Linked DNA regions of Homo sapiens: regions 1 and 3 are each linked to region 2. A link is a contact called in ENCODE Hi-C or POLR2A ChIA-PET data. All regions are on one chromosome and are shown on one strand. Each heading gives the region's core, a stretch centred on a gene start or an enhancer-like site at or near the end of the contact. The rest is flanking DNA. Distances are from core to core; before and after follow the strand shown.

The links. A loop is a pair of places that touch in the nucleus more often than their neighbours do. ChIA-PET counts read pairs that join two places held with the same protein, here RNA polymerase II (POLR2A). Pooled maps may share reads with other maps.
Region 1: a loop to region 2 is called in a pooled map, with 7 times the contacts of the local background. The contact joins two enhancer-like sites. A Hi-C loop is called at or near these places in 10 of 37 single-sample maps with no recorded cell type and 5 of 50 pooled maps. POLR2A ChIA-PET finds 5 or more read pairs at or near these places in 1 of 52 experiments (GM12878).
Region 3: a map with no recorded cell type shows a loop between it and region 2 (10-fold over the local background). The contact joins two enhancer-like sites. A Hi-C loop is called at or near these places in 22 of 37 single-sample maps with no recorded cell type and 11 of 50 pooled maps. POLR2A ChIA-PET finds 5 or more read pairs at or near these places in 6 of 52 experiments (OCI-LY7, activated CD4-positive, alpha-beta T cell, activated T-cell and 1 more).

What each region holds. Positions count from the first base shown.
Region 1 is chr4:109,647,443-109,650,142 of GRCh38, forward strand. The region is part of intron 1 of MCUB (mitochondrial calcium uniporter dominant negative subunit beta); the gene reads left to right. Among named protein-coding and RNA genes, the nearest start is that of CASP6, 55 kb to the right of the region's middle. Within about 2 kb of position 1,354, at least 4 of the 41 ENCODE cell types and tissues checked have a DNase peak (open chromatin) inside an H3K27ac peak, as active enhancers do; they include GM12878, where a contact is called at or near this core.
Region 2 is chr4:109,992,946-109,995,645 of GRCh38, forward strand. EGF (epidermal growth factor) reads left to right here. Exons shown (of 24, transcript NM_001963.6): 19 at 302-424; 20 at 1,788-1,935. Among named protein-coding and RNA genes, the nearest start is that of EGF, 81 kb to the left of the region's middle. RefSeq lists an enhancer at 1,553-1,842. Within about 2 kb of position 1,255, at least 2 of the 41 ENCODE cell types and tissues checked have a DNase peak (open chromatin) inside an H3K27ac peak, as active enhancers do; they include GM12878, where a contact is called at or near this core.
Region 3 is chr4:110,286,020-110,288,719 of GRCh38, forward strand. It overlaps the pseudogene ZBED1P1. Among named protein-coding and RNA genes, the nearest start is that of ELOVL6, 89 kb to the left of the region's middle. RefSeq lists an enhancer at 1,251-1,340. Within about 2 kb of position 1,277, at least 3 of the 41 ENCODE cell types and tissues checked have a DNase peak (open chromatin) inside an H3K27ac peak, as active enhancers do.

The DNA.
Region 1 (2,700 bases), core at 104-2,603, 350 kb before region 2:
TTTTCAGATTGGCTTCTTTCACTTAGTAATATGCATTTAAGGTTCCTCCATGTCTTTTCATGGCTTGATAGCTCATTTCGTTTTAGTGCTGAATAATATTCCATTATTTAGACGTACCATTGTTTATTTATTCATTCATCTACTAAGAAGAACATATTGGCTGCTTCCAAGTTTCGGCAATTATAAACAAAGCCATTATAAACATCCATGTGCAGTTTATTTACCATATTTTAATTGCTAGAATACTGAAATGCAGGGACCACATGGAGATTAAGTAATCTAAGGTCACACCCATAATAACCGACCACAGTCTAGTATTAATAGTTAGGAGCCCCCACCCTTTTAAATGTGCCGCTGAACCACCACCTTATGGTAAAAGGGATGTAGAACTGCACCTGGCCCACATAATTGTGTGTCCGCACCTGTTGGGACAGTGTAAGGAAGAGGTGCTGGGCAGATGGAAATAGTAGCTGTTAAAACCAGCTTCACACTGTTGAAAACCATGTAAAACAAGGCTTCCAGGCATAAGTGATCTGAACTAGAGGAAAAAGTACTAGGTATTTCCATTACAAACAGATCTTAAGAAACTGCATTCACATAATGATGTTGAAAAAGTTTATTAATTATAAATAATGTATTTTTAAGGCAATATACCCAAATATTTCAATATTTTTTCTAACAGACGACAGTAGGACAGGAAGATTGTCTAACATCTTTTCTCTGGGTTGTAGTCCTTCGTTATCTGCTTTCAAAACCAATGTCCTGTCGAAATGGAAGGAAAGAGAGAGAGAAGGAGGAAAATGCATTTATACAGGAATATAATTTCAGTGGTCCTGTTGAGATCAGTTCCAAAGGGATGACTGACTTAAATGCCTGGTTCTCAGAAGGGATGTAAATACAGTCTAGCTGAGAGGGAGCTGGTGAGAAATTACAGTAGGTGGAAGTTATTGTTGGCTGCTAGCCAAATATTGTATGTATGTATTCTGTTTCTGTACTGTATTAGCCAAATGCCAAACGTATTCTGTTTCTGTTCTGTTTCAGTCATTTTGTGGATTAACTACTCGTCTTGGGCTGTCCAGACCAGAAGAAGAAAAAATTTATTTTCACAGTGATGATTCATGTAGTACCTGAGACTGAAATATTAAGATAACTTTCTAGTCTGTGCTACAAAATGCAGTTTTTGTTAGGGAGATACATAGATCTAGAGGCAAGTAAGAGTTCATCAAAAGAGAGCTCCTATATAGCAGTTTGATTTTTTTTTTTTTTTTTGGTACAGAGAAGCAAAAAAAAAAAAAAAAATCATTAAAGCTTGACGCTCAGTGTGAGATTCTACAAAAGATCATGATGCACCACAGGATGTAGAACTAATGAACCCAAAGACAAGCTTCAAAGCAAAACAACTATGTAACTGAGGAGTACAAAGCAGCCTAACCCCAAAAGCACCATTTTTCTTGCCTCACACAAGAATTTCTTGTTTCTGTGGAGTACAAAAGTACGCTATATTAAGTGACACGGAAAACAACATTTAAAATGATGGAGTTTTTATTTATTTTATGCATATATTTTACCAATTTGCTTGTTCAGAATTTCTCATGCATTCTTATTCCTTGTTCGTGTTACATTTTGTTCACTACAGCTGAGTAGTGCCTTCAATGAAAGCCTATGAGTAGTTAAACCCTCAGTCTGTGTTGTTATAAATCCAACAACTTCTGTCCTTTTAACTGTTGAGTTTAATCTGTTTACATTTATTGTGATATCAGACAAATGTGGATATCTATCTACCACCTTATTCTGTGCATTCTGTTCATCCTGATTTTCCTTTGCTCATTTTCTTTCTCCTTTCTTATCTTCTCATAATTTGGCTAAATGTTTTTTTATACTCCTTTATCTCTATTGGTTTGGAAGTACACACTTTTTTTCTCTCTTCATTTAGTTTTACATCCTGTGGTGTGTAAGTTTTCTTACATCCTGTTTTCTTATGTGTTTGATTTCCTTTTTCCTGCAAAATGCTTTCAGTAAACATGTTTTAGTCGCTCAGTCTCAGTTTTGTTCAAAATGGTAGGTTATCTGACTATAGAATTCAAGGTTGATTGTTATTTCCCCTCAGAACTTTGAAGATACTCCTTTGCCTCTGCCGTCTATTAATTCACCTTATGTAAATTTAATTGCTTTCCTTTGTAGGCAATCTCTTTTTTTTTCAGGCATTATAAGAATTTTTTGTTTCTGGGGTTCTGTAGTTTCATCACATTGTGTCAGGGACAGAGTTAATTTCATTTTTCCTGCCTGGGACTCATTTATTATGATTTTTTAAAATAGAAATATGGTTTCACCCTGTTGCCCAGGCTAGTCTTGAACCCCTGGGCTCAAATAATCTTCCTGCCTCAGCCTCCCAAAGTGTTCGGATTACACGCATGAGCCACTGCGTCCAGCTAGGACTCATTATACTTCTTAAATCTAAGGACTCATCCTGAGAATCCTTAGATTTGAGAAGTGGGGCCTGATTTGGGGAATCTGAACCCAGGTGTGGTATGGAGGAGCAGCCCGGCTAACTGGATTAAATGAAAAGCAACAGATTTGGTTCATACCATTTGTTTATTCAAAACTATCATATCCCCCTATCAAGGGGGGAATGGTAGGCTCCTCAAGATGGGTTTGAGGTGAGGTGTAAACTAAAAGGAAGACCTGAGTTTTGGTGAGTCA
Region 2 (2,700 bases), core at 5-2,504:
GTGGGGTGGGGGGAGGGGGGAGGGATAGCATTAGGAGATACACCTAAAATAAATGACGAGTTAATGGGTGCAGCACACCAACATGGCACATGTATACATATGTAACAAACCTGCACCTTGTGCATGTGAACCCTAGAACTTTAAGTATAATAAAAAATATATATTAAAAAAATATATAGGTCTCTGAGAACATATAGCATGACAGAAGCTGATGAAGCTCCTCTTCCAAAGGCTGTCCAACTATAAAACCCTCTTTTTCTGTACCCCACTTTTCTCTCCCGTACTCTGTCTTTTCTGACAGATATTGATGAGTGCCAACTGGGGGAGCACAGCTGTGGAGAGAATGCCAGCTGCACAAATACAGAGGGAGGCTATACCTGCATGTGTGCTGGACGCCTGTCTGAACCAGGACTGATTTGCCCTGGTAGGTTGGTGGGTGGTCTACAGTGAAGGGGAGGGACTTGGCTCGGGGATATTCTATACCCTAATCTCTATTTGCATTAGAGATTCTAAAAATCATTCAGTTCAGGCAGGCTGCAGAGCTGGCTTTCCTGATTAGGACGATGCTGGGCTTGAGAATTTGAAATGGTCCAAGTTTTCTTAATTTAATAGCATCTGGAATAAATCCTTTTTTATTACTCACAATCCAATAAAGATGGGAACATGGGTATCTCTCTTCAACTGTGCAACTAATCTCACTATTTGTAATGTCAATTTGTGGGGCTGCTGGATAAGTTTTGCAGGGCTAGGCAGGTCGGTGAGAATGTCTGGACTCAGCATTTTAAATCACTTTCAAGGATTTTAAAATATTACTTTAAAAAGGCAGTATTTCTTGTTCTGAATTAGAACTCCAGCTCTCTTCTCTTTCTTTTCTCAATATTCATAATGGTTGACTCCTGCTTCCTGAATCTTCTTCCCATAACAGCAGTAACATCTCACCATCAGCACCCCAGAAGGGGAGCTGGCTTCACCTAGACCCTGGAGACCAGGATGGGGGTCTTTCCCATCACTGCCCACTTTTTGCCTGTCAGCCCTATAAGCAGAAAACATCCTAAGAAGAAAAATTCTGTGCTTACTTGGTCTCTGTTTTTTTTTTTTTAGCATATTATTTTTCTCAAATAATTTGCTCTTCTTAAAGGTACTGAAAAACTGCTTATATTTATGTAGTCAGCTGCACATGTTTACCTTTTAAGGAGCAGTGAACCATTCAATAAAAGAGACTTTACTATTATATTTTGGCATGCCCTCTGTTACGGGAACATTTTCTTCCTGCCAGAGTTGCTACAGTCTTGTCCTTGAGGGCTCCTCTGAAGGTTAGTTTTTAGAAGAAAGCACTGTGAGAAAAAATTTTCGAGACTCCAGGATATTGGAGGTAACGGACTGCACATTGATGGGTAGGTTTTAAACCATAGAGTTACCAGTTGTTCAGTGAGACCTTGAAGCTAACTGTCACTTCACATGGTTAGTGTATGTTTGTGTGTGACAGGTTTGTTTTTATGAGATCAGTGACTCTGAATTCACATGGCGACTTAGGACTGGGTGTTCTTTTACCTGCCTCCAATATGCTTTATGTATCAGATAATACTGAGCCCAAAGGAAGAACGGCTGGTTTCATAGTGAATGACTAAGGTCTAGCTAGGAAAGTGAAACTATTGTCCCTTCTAGTAGTTCTTCTGTCACTAAAAGATTTATGTCACAAACTATTCACAGAAACTAGTTCCTCATATTGATACTTGAAAGACACTAATCCATTCAGAAAGTAAAAGTAATGTCTTGGGTTCTTTTAGACTCTACTCCACCCCCTCACCTCAGGGAAGATGACCACCACTATTCCGTAAGAAATAGTGACTCTGAATGTCCCCTGTCCCACGATGGGTACTGCCTCCATGATGGTGTGTGCATGTATATTGAAGCATTGGACAAGTATGCATGCAAGTAAGTTAAACTGTCTTGCTGATGGCACAGAGAGATGCTATTCAGTCCATAACTTGTAGCTAATTTGTAAAATTTACACTCAGGATGTTTTTCTGCAATTAGGTGTTCTTTTGGAAAAATATAAACATACACATATGAACCACGTGTGTGCACTTCATTGCATGCTCCTTGTGTATCACGATGCCCCCTTCTAGTTACCGGTGATAAGTATAAATCTAAGGAGTTGGTGATTTCCCCTTTTACTGAAATAATTTGATGTTACTACTAGTATAGTCTAGGGATTAAATGTCTCATCCTGGTTGAAAAACTTAGGTTTGTGAGATAATTCCTTAAAACTTTTTTTTTCCATCAAATGTGCTTTATATTATGTGTGAGCATCCGTGATCTGTTTCTGGATTTACAAAAGTTTGGTACATATTCACACTGGACTTCTTGCCAGAGTCCAAAAATATTTTTCTTCAAAACTAATCATATGTATATTTTTTCTTCACTTCCTAACAGTTGACTTTTACATTTTGTTGTTCAGTAACAATTGCTGATACTGCAGCTGCTGCTTTTTGCTCCCTTTTTGCCCCCATAAGGGTTTCACAGTGGGTAACGTGTCAACCTGGAAAGGAGATTTGAGGAAGCCCTAAAACTATGAGACATTCCCACTGTGCTCACTCCGAAAACCTTTCCTGTGGACCCTTTAACAAAACCCAAACCCACAATAGCCAGTTCTGCCTCAAATTTTACTTTTAATTCATTTCATATTTTCAAGGCAAT
Region 3 (2,700 bases), core at 27-2,526, 290 kb after region 2:
ATATATGGTGATGGATGTGTTAATTAATTTGATTTTGGTAATTATTACACAAAGTATATGTACATCAAATCAACAAGTTGAACACGTTAAATAGATATAATTTTTCTTTGTCAATTATACCTCAATAAAGCTGAAAAAAAAGAAATATAACATGAGTCACAAACGTGAGCCACATTGTAATTCTAAATGTTCTAATAGTCACATGAAAGAAGTAAAAAAAGTAAAATTAATTTTAATAATATATTCTATTTACTAGTATATTAAAATCATTACCATTTAAATATGTATTCAGTATAAAATTATTAATGAGATAGTTTACTTTTTTAAAAATATTAAGCCTTGGAATAAGTATGTATTTTACACTCATAATACATCTCAGTTTGGACAGGCCTCACACTTCAAATGCTCAGTGTGTACCGTATAGGACAGTGTATCTTTAGATCACTGTTGTCAATATAAAAACAAAATATGTGAAAATCTTTATTATAACAATTGAATTCATGATTTTCCTCAAATGAAGGCAAAGAAATAAAATTTTATGAAATAAGTATACTATAAAATGATTTATATGGTGTATGTGTCCTTATTTTATTATTCAACTACACATCAATAGAATACTCAGATATACACACGTGTGAATATATTAGTTGTCTTTGATGTTTTTCAGGCACATAAAAAGCATAACTTTACATGTTTTTTTACTTAGTCACTATAAAGTTATATTTATCAAGGTAGGCACCTAAAACATTTTATTTATTTATTTATTTTTAAAGTAACCAGTTTATTTTGTTTTATTGGAGGGTGTTGATTGGGCATTTTGTTTTGTTTTGTTTTGTTTTGCTTTGTTTTAGAGTCGGAGTTTTGCTCTGTCATCCTGGCTGGAGTGCAGTGGAACGAACATAGCTTACTGTAGCCTCGAACTTCTGGGCCCAAGGGATCCTCCTGCCTTAGCTTCTGGAGTAGGGGGCACTAGAGGCGCATGCCACCCCACCTGGCTAACATTTTATTTAAGAGTTTACTAGGCCAGGCACAGTGGCTCATGCCTGTAATCCCAGCATTTGTGAGGCTGAGATGGGAGGATTCTTTGAGGCCAGGAGTTCGAGACCAGCCTGGTCAACATAGTGAGACCCCATCTCTAAGAAAAAAAGGTTTGCTAACTTGATTTCCAACACTTAAATATTTGGGCATATAGTAGGCATTCATCTATAACCTTGCCACAGGCCCTGCAAAAGTTGGACTTGGGCCTGGCTTGGAACTCTGCTTTCAAATGTTGGCATGACTCATTCCCTCACTCCTTTGAGAATGAGCTCAAATTTCGTTTTGTCAGTGAGAACCGAAACTGTATACACCCACATAGCTTACTGTGTATATTTACAGGCCTTTGTTATTCTAGGTTTCATCAACATAGCTTTACTATTCTAGGAAACTCTTGCTGAAGAAGATAAAAGTTGTGAATAACATTATCATTCATTTCAGCAATGTCCCAAAAGGCCATCAACTCTTCATGAAAAGCATCAATTTGTTCCTCCAGTCATGGGAGCCATATCAAAACTACAGTTGAAACCCCAAGACTGCTTGAACCCAAGACTCTTTGAAAACCTTGCCTTTACATCTTCACTTTGCTGTGACCACGAATCTTAAACTATTAAGTCATAATCCTTACAGAGTGTTAATTAAGCACTGATATCGGATAAGATCTGTCTTAAACTGACTTAGAGTCCCAGTAAATATCCTGACTTTGTTCTCCCTCTTCTGAGATGCTCTAAGATTCTGTGGAGGGAGTACTCCCTTCCCAAGATCAATATAAGCTCAGCTTTGTCTTTTCGACAGGTTGTCATAGTGATAATTTGGGGAGCCAGCATTCAGGATCAGTAAGTCTTTCTCTGAACATTCTTTTTTTTTTATTTTTTTTTTGAGAAGGAAGTCTTGCTCTGTCACCCAGGCTGGAGTGCAGTGGCGTGATTTCGGCTCACTGCGACCTCCCAGGTTCAAGGGTTCAAGCGATTCTCCTGCCTCAATATCCTGAGTAGCTGGGATTACAGGTGCCTGCTTACCACGCCTGGCTAATTTTTGCATTTTGAGTAGAGACGGGGTTTCACCATGTTGGCCAGGCTGGTCTTGAACTCCTGACCTCAGGTTTTCTACCCGCCTTGGCCTCTCAAAGTGCTGGGATTATAGGCATGAGCCACCATGCCAGGCCTGGTCTTGAACTCCTGACCTCAAGTGATCCACCTGCCTCGGCCTCCCAAAGTGCTGTGATTACAGGCGTGAGCCACCGCGCCCAGCCTAGTCAAATTGTTTTATATAAGAGAATGTTAATCAAATTTTCTGATCAGGTGATTTTTCAAAAGCTAAAGCATTATATCAGAGCTTATATCAGTAAGAGTAGCCGGGGATGTAGAGGATATTCTAAGCATAAATCTTTCTGATGATCTGGCTTTATCCCAGAGATGTGAAATTAATAACACATCAGGGTATAAAGAGAATATTCTTTCCACATGAATATCATTTCTCATAAAGGAGTTTTTACAGAAAATTAGCAACTTCTCTGGAATTAAAGGAACATCGCTCTGTTACCCAGGCTGGAGTACAGTGGCGAGATCATAGCTCACTGCAGGCTTGACCTCTCAGGCTTAAGCAATCCTCCTGCTTCAGCCTCCTGAGTAGCTGGGACTACAGATGTGCACCACCGCACCCAAC